2 separate regions of the Mus musculus genome follow, and region 1 is linked to region 2. Evidence: chromatin contacts called from ENCODE Hi-C or POLR2A ChIA-PET data. All regions are on one chromosome and are shown on one strand. The core of a region is the stretch at or near the end of the contact, and the rest is flanking DNA. Distances in the headings are between cores, read along the strand shown.

Region 1 (3,393 bases), core at 351-2,850, 44 kb after region 2:
GGGGGGGGGGGGGGGTTTAAATGAGATCTTGAGTTTTCACTTGTTGTGATGTTTAGATGGGATCCGGGTAATGTCTCAAGACCCCTCTAGGTGATGTCCAGGACTCTAAGAGTGGAATCCCCATGGGGCCGTGACCACAGATTCTGAGATCTGTCAGGACAGCTCACACCGTGGTCCCAAACACAGCAGGCTGCTGGTCGTCCTGGTCGTCCTGGCCCTCCTCCTTTCCCATGTTGTTGCCCAGGGGTGGGCCAGGCCCATCAGGAAGTAGCTGGGCCCTATGGCTGTGGCTGGCCGGCAAGGGGCCCAGTTCCTCTGCCTCCTCCAGGGTGGCCAACAGTGCGGCCAGGGGTGGTCGGTGGCGAGTGATGTCCTGCAGCAGGTCAGCCCGAGGCTGTAGCTGCTGGATCATCTGGTCCCTCTGGTCCACTGCGGCCTGCAGGCTGCGAACTGTGGCCTCAGAGCTCAGCAGCTGCTCTTGGAGGGCAGATATCTCCCTGGTAAGAGGACCAAATAAGGTAGTTACCTACAGGGGGTGGGGGTGGGGGCATCTACCTGCTCCAGAATCCTCTGAGACTCCCTATGTCTCCTCCTGCACTACTTCTTTGTGTGCTTGTTTATGTGCATAGGCGCACACATGTGACAGCAAACATGTGGAAGTCAAGGTACAATTTTCAAGAGTTGGTTCGCTCCTCCTGCCCCATGGGATCAAATTCTTTGTCATTCTTAGTGGCGAGTGTCTTTATACACAGAGCCATTGATGTCATTGGTAAAGCACCCTCAGCCCCACAGCAGGCCTGGCGCTCTGTCATCCCAGCACTCGAGAGATGGAGGCAGAAGGATCAGGGGTTGAAAGCTACATAGTGCCTTTAAGGCCAGCCTTCTCTCAAAAAACAAAACAGTGCCAGTTTTGTGTGTCCTTCGGTAGGACTTCCGCATGGTCACAAATGGTTGTCACAGATCTGACTATTCTATATAGGGGTGTTCTGTGCCTTTGTCTACCGATGTGGGCCCCTACCCAGCAGCTTCCTTCGATCATCAGACACAATACTCTTGCACCTACCGGCAGACTCGGCCTTGTGGGTGGGACAGCTGGCTTCATTTTAACAGTTTGAAATGCTCTCAAGTAACCCAGGCTATACTCTAAAGTCCCCATGTAGTCGAGGATGGCCCGAACTCCTGATCCTCCAGTCTCAGCCCTCCTAGTGCTGTGATGCCGGGCATTTAGTGCTCCGGAAATTTTTGCTCTCGGTTCCCAGCCCTTTCCACCCGCCTCCTTTGGGATGTCCGCCGGGCCTCCTCCAGGGCCTCACCGGTCCTTGGCGCGACCCAGCTCATCCAGGGCGGCGCGCAGGTGCTGGTCGTGGCAGGCCAGGCGCTCGGCCTGCGCACCAATCGTGCGCTCAGCCGCCAGCAGCCGCCTCTCCAGCTCCGCTGCGCGTCGGTGCACGGCGGCCAGGTGCGCGTTCGCCTCCCGGATCTGCAGAGGTGGCGGCGCAGACATGGCCCCCGGCTGCCGTGCAGGCCCCACCCCGCCCTGTCGGGTCACGCCCACAACGCAAGAAGCCCCGCCCCTGAGCCCGACCCCCACCCCCCACCCCCTCCCTCACATGCAGCTGCCAGGCTGCCGCTGCATTAATTTAAACCTTCTCAAGAGGCCCCGCCCAACTTCGAAGTGACGTCAAGAAAGACACGCCCCCCGGAGGAAGGCGTGTGCTTCCTCTTGGGCTCTCACTATTGGCCACGTTTCTACCAGGGGCAGGACTAAGTGCGGCCACGCCCCGTAGCCAATGTTCACGTCCCTTTCAGGACCAGCTCCTGAGTGTGGCTGTGCCTGCGAGTGCAGCGAGGACTTAAAACCAAAGCAGAGTGGGCCTGGTCTCCGTCAATTATAATCCTCACGCTAAATCCTCACGATTGGTCCCCTTGCCCCCAGCCTGGCCACGCCCCCAAATAGTTACACGCGGTCCTGATTGAGATGGGCATGAAACCACACCCCTACACAGTCCGGATCCCTGACGAGCCAACCGCTTTTGCGCTGTGTCCCGCCGCGTCCGTGCAGCTCCGGCTAACTAGGGTATCACTAGCCTCGCGCTGTAATATCTGCCCTGCGATTGTCCTACCTTCTGTTAGTTTCGATCGCTGACCTGCCTGACAGTGTAATGGCTGTCCTGCGACCTGTCAATCCCATCCTTGGATGCACTATCAACATTCTCCGTACTAGAAACCTCGTCTTCGCTAGGGCTGGAGGCGTTTTTCTTCATGGCCTCAGTTTACCTTTCCTGACGTCACGGGCGTCTCTGTCCAGATTCACTTGTGGACCGAGCACGACACAGATCTTGCTACGGGATTAATAAGACCTCGGTACAAACCTGCACTGCGCGCATGCGCGCACGCCTTGTCTGCGTCCAAGGCGTTCAATAAAGTTGCGCGCTGGAAACCTCGCGAGAGTTGACCTAGCCGGCTACCCTTGAGTTCGCCCAGACGCTTTAGGGTCGGCCGAGCAAGCCCAGCTAGGTATGGCGATGGTGAAGCGGTTCTTTGAATCTTACCATGAGGTCCCCGACGGCACCCAGTGTCATCGCAAGACCTACATCACCACGGCCTTAGGCGGCATTTGCGGTGAGCGCGGGCCGGTGGGCGGGCGGAGGGCGGAGGTCTGGAAGCAAAGGTCAGAGGGCGCGCGGAGGTCCCTGGGGCGCCGGGGCGCAATGGCTGTAAAGGCGGAAGAGGTTGAGACTTTTGAGGGGCGTAGACTCGTCAGTGCCTAGGGGCTTCAGAGGTCGTAGGTCAATATCAGGGAGCAAAAGCTGGAGAAAATGTGAAGGTCATTTCAGCGTCGTCAGGAGTTTTTAGGGTTAAGGGGTGATCGGGTCATCGGAGTTTTTGAAGACAAGTTCTAGGGTTGCCTTGGCAAGACTGCAAACCCTCTGTGTAGCGGAGGATGGCCTTGAGGTCTTGATTCTCCTGTCTCCAGTCTGGCCTGCATGATCCTCCTGCCTCAGCTGCCCGAGTGCTGGGATGACAGGGCTACACCCCAATCTAGCCTCTGGAAGATGTTTTTGTTATTTTTGTTTTGTTTTGTTTTGTTTCTATTTTCCGCCACCACGGAACCTATTAATTTGCTCTTATTTTTAAATGATTTAAAGTGATTTAGTTTTGTCTTACGCTCATTGGTGTGTTACCTGTATGTCTTGTGTGTCCGATTCTCTGGAATTGGAGCTGCAGACAGTTGTGAGGTGCCCGTGTGGGGCCTGAGAGTTGAACCCAGGTAATGTGGAAGGGCTGTTCTATTTCTCCAGGACTGAGAGAGAGCCATCTCTCCAGCATGATTTACTATTATTTTGGACATGATCTCCCTATGTAACCCAGGCTGGCTTGGGATTCAAAGAA
Region 2 (3,303 bases), core at 368-2,867:
AGAAGGTTGCGTTGTATGCACACATTCATGTTCCCAGGAGTTGGAAGCTGAGGCAGGGGGATTACTGAAAACTCCAGACCAGCCTGAGCTATGTAATGACACTCTCTTTCAAAACTAAAAACCAAAAACCAAAACCAAAACCATTGAACCTGGGTATGATGGTGACATATGTTAGCCTAACTTTCTGGCTGTGCCGGCAGGAGGATCAGAAGTACATGGGCACCCTCATCTACAAAGCCATTTCGAGGGCAGTCTGGGCTACATAAAATACTCAAAACTGGGGGTGGGGGGGGAGAAAGAAAGTGTGAGTGAGCTCTTTTTTTTTTTTTTTTTTTTTCGAGACAGGGTTTCTCTGTGTAGCCCTGGCTGTCCTGGAACTCACTCTGTAGACCAGGCTGGCCTCGAACTCAGAGATCTGCCTGCCTCTGCCTCCCAAGTGCTGGGATTAAAGGCATGTGCCACCACGCCCGGCAAGAGTGAGTTCTATATCTGTGGCCCCAGCACTTGGGAAGATGAGGCAGGAGAATTTTGAGTTCAAGACCAGACTGGACTACACTGTGACAGTGTCTCCCTATCTCACAGATCTATAGGAGTATACCCAGATTTAAAATACGTAGTAGCTGCTTTCAGGTGTCTTGTCAGTATGCAAAGGTGAATATAGGTTTGGTTTTCCATTCTCCCTTCCTTTCTTTCTTCCTTACTTCTTCTTCTTCTTCTTCTTCTCTCTCTCTCTCTCTCTCTCTCTCTCTCTCTCTCTCTCTCTCTCTCTCTCTCTTTCTTTCTTTTTTCCAGACAGGGTTTCTCTGTATAGCCCTGGCTGTCCTGGAACTCACTCTGTAGACCAGACTGCCCTCGAACTCAGAAATCCGCCTGCCTCTGCCTCCCGAGTGCTGGGATTAAAGGCGTACGCCACCACGCCTGGCCTGAGTTCTTAGCACCCACATAGTTGGCTTAGACCGGTCACCCACAGTCCAGTTCCAGGATAGCCTTTCCTTTTTTAGCCTTTTGTAGGCACTGCACACACATAGCACTCATACACAAATACATCTTTTCTTATTACTTATTGTTTGTTTGTTTTCAAGACATAGTCTGTGTAGCCCTGGACCAGGCTGCTCTCAAACGGAGATCCTCTTGCGTCTGCCTGAGTGCTGGGATTAAAGGCGTGCGCACCAATGCCAAGTCTAATGCCCAGAGAGGTTAAGAGTCTAGTTTTATTAGGACATCCTGTGTTTGAAATCTAGGGTGACCTCTGACTTTGCCTCTTCCTCAACCACCCCAAATAGCCATAGGAAAGCTGTGTGAAAGGGCCTGGCTTCTGATTCAGGGACATGGGCCACTCCTTCCTGTACGCGGAATCGCTAAAAAGCCTACCTAGGCTCACGCCAGAGAAACAAACAGAGAAAGTGGCGGGATGGCAGTCAGGACAGCAAGCAGCGGCACGTCTCTCCTGCGCATGCGTGGGGCTCGGCCATCCTCCTCCCCCCCCCCCACCTCCTTAACATGCTGCCAATGCTAGGAGCTCAGGACCAATAGCAAACTGGCGCTGCCTGTGCGCATGCGTGCCACGCTAGCCACACCCTCTTCCCTTTGCGGGCGGGAAGAGGCGGGCGGAGAGCCGTTACTGCGCAGGCGCGCGGCCGGAGCTCTAGCGGGTGCGAGCTTCCCTCCTCCTCACACCGGCGCTGGCTTATGGGATGCGCAGGCGCAGAACTCTCCCAGCAGAAAGCCCTCGGAGCCCGGGGGCCGGGCGCGGGGCCTTGTGGGAGGGCTTAAGGAAGTAAAATGGCGGACCTGGCGAACGAAGGTAGGGGAGGCGCCGCCGGGGGCCAGCTGGCGGCAGGCGGGCGCGGGGCGGGAAGTCAAGGGAGCCCCAGAGTCGAAGGGCGAGCGCTTCAGGTTGTGGGAGTTCGGCCTCACCCGGTCTGGGCACCCAGCGGGCCCCCCTACCGTGGAGTCTGGTCCCCGGCCGGGTTCCTCGCGGCAGCCCCGGCTTCTGCCTCCTCCCGACCTCGAGGCTCCTCGGCCGCGCCGCGACCGCCTCCCACCCCCCACCCCCACCCCACGCCTTCCGGCCTCGCAGGCCGCCCGGGGAGCCCAACGGGCCTTGAGACGCGGCTCCGCGGCCTCGAACGAGGCGGGCGAGACCTCCGAGCCTGCTCGCGGGCCCAGCCCGCCACGCTCCCTTCCCCGCTTCCCTCGCCTGGGGCCTGGGCCTCCTTCCCCGGCATAGCCTCAGGCTCAGGTCCGGCTCTCCTTCATCCCGCGAAGGTGCTCGGCCACCCCGACCTGTAGCTTACACCCCGAGGTCTGCTTAAACCCGGACCGGGCGCCCCTATTCCCGCCACAGGGCTCCAGGTCCTTTGAGGTGCACTTGATGCCCCCCATTTAGGCCTGGCCATCTGATCTTGAAACTCCTAACTGCTTCTTCACATCCCGTTTTTATTTTTGACACCGTGAAACCTCCCCTCTGGAGTCGACATCCCATTTAAGGGGTTTGAATATGGTAGGACTACCCAGTTGTTGCAGAACCTGCACGTCTCTTCCTACCAGTCTTCAGAGTCCTTTGGAGTGCAGCTTACATCCCCTGATTTAGGCTTGGCCACCTGATCTGTATTTCCTAATTCAGTGGTTCTCAATCTTCTTAATGCCGTGACCCTTAAATATAGTTCCTCATTGTGGTGACCCCAACCATAAAATTATTTTTGTTACTTCTTCATAACTAGCTTTGCTACTGTTATGAATGGTAATGTAAATGTTTCTGGATTTCCTATTTAGACATTTGCCAAAGGGGTGGCAACCCACAGGTTGAGCACTGATATACTAATTGCTTCCACACCCCCTTTTGCCCCGTGGCCCTGACTCCCTGAGCACTCTGGGATGTAACACTTTCTCAGTCAGCCTGATGCTTGACACCCAGTGGTGGCCCCTTCGGGGCTCCTCCAGGGTTCAGTTTGGGGACTTCAGGGTCTGTTTTTTTTGTTTTTTGTTTTTTAGATTTATTTATTTTTATTTATCTAAGTACACTGGAGCTGTCTTCAGACACATACCAGAAGAGTACATAGGATCCCATTACAGTAGTTGTGAGCCACCATGTGGTTGCTAGGAATTGAACTCAGGACCCCTGAAAGAGCAGTCAGTACTCTTAACTGCTTAGCCATCTCTCTAGCCCCCAGAGGTCTATTTTCAGCCCTGTCCTTTTTCCTTAACAACTACAGTCAGGCTGTTAGCAGGGACGTGGTACTTCACTATGCACTATGCAGTGACATGTAGTCTGAGGCTTCTGTAGAACACCCAGGGACATGG

What was found. Hi-C counts contacts between places; a loop is a spot of excess contacts on that map. ChIA-PET counts read pairs that join two places held with the same protein, here RNA polymerase II (POLR2A).
Region 1: a map of heart shows a loop between it and region 2 (4-fold over the local background). The contact joins the promoter of Vmac here to the promoter of Ranbp3 in region 2. A Hi-C loop is called at or near these places in 5 of 37 maps with a recorded cell type or tissue (CH12.LX, adrenal gland, heart and 1 more). POLR2A ChIA-PET finds 5 or more read pairs at or near these places in 4 of 5 experiments (Patski and embryonic stem cell).

The regions. Positions count from the first base shown.
Region 1 is chr17:56,715,321-56,718,713 of GRCm38, forward strand. It overlaps Vmac (vimentin-type intermediate filament associated coiled-coil protein), which reads right to left and starts at 1,601. Exons shown (of 2, transcript NM_178926.3): 1 at 1,314-1,601; 2 at 1-497. The coding sequence starts at 1,504. The coding sequence ends at 164. Ndufa11 (NADH:ubiquinone oxidoreductase subunit A11) reads left to right here and starts at 2,442. Exons shown (of 4, transcript NM_027244.1): 1 at 2,442-2,622. The coding sequence starts at 2,520.
Region 2 is chr17:56,671,608-56,674,910 of GRCm38, forward strand. It overlaps Ranbp3 (RAN binding protein 3), which reads left to right and starts at 1,618. Exons shown (of 17, transcript NM_001252466.1): 1 at 1,618-1,804. The coding sequence starts at 1,783.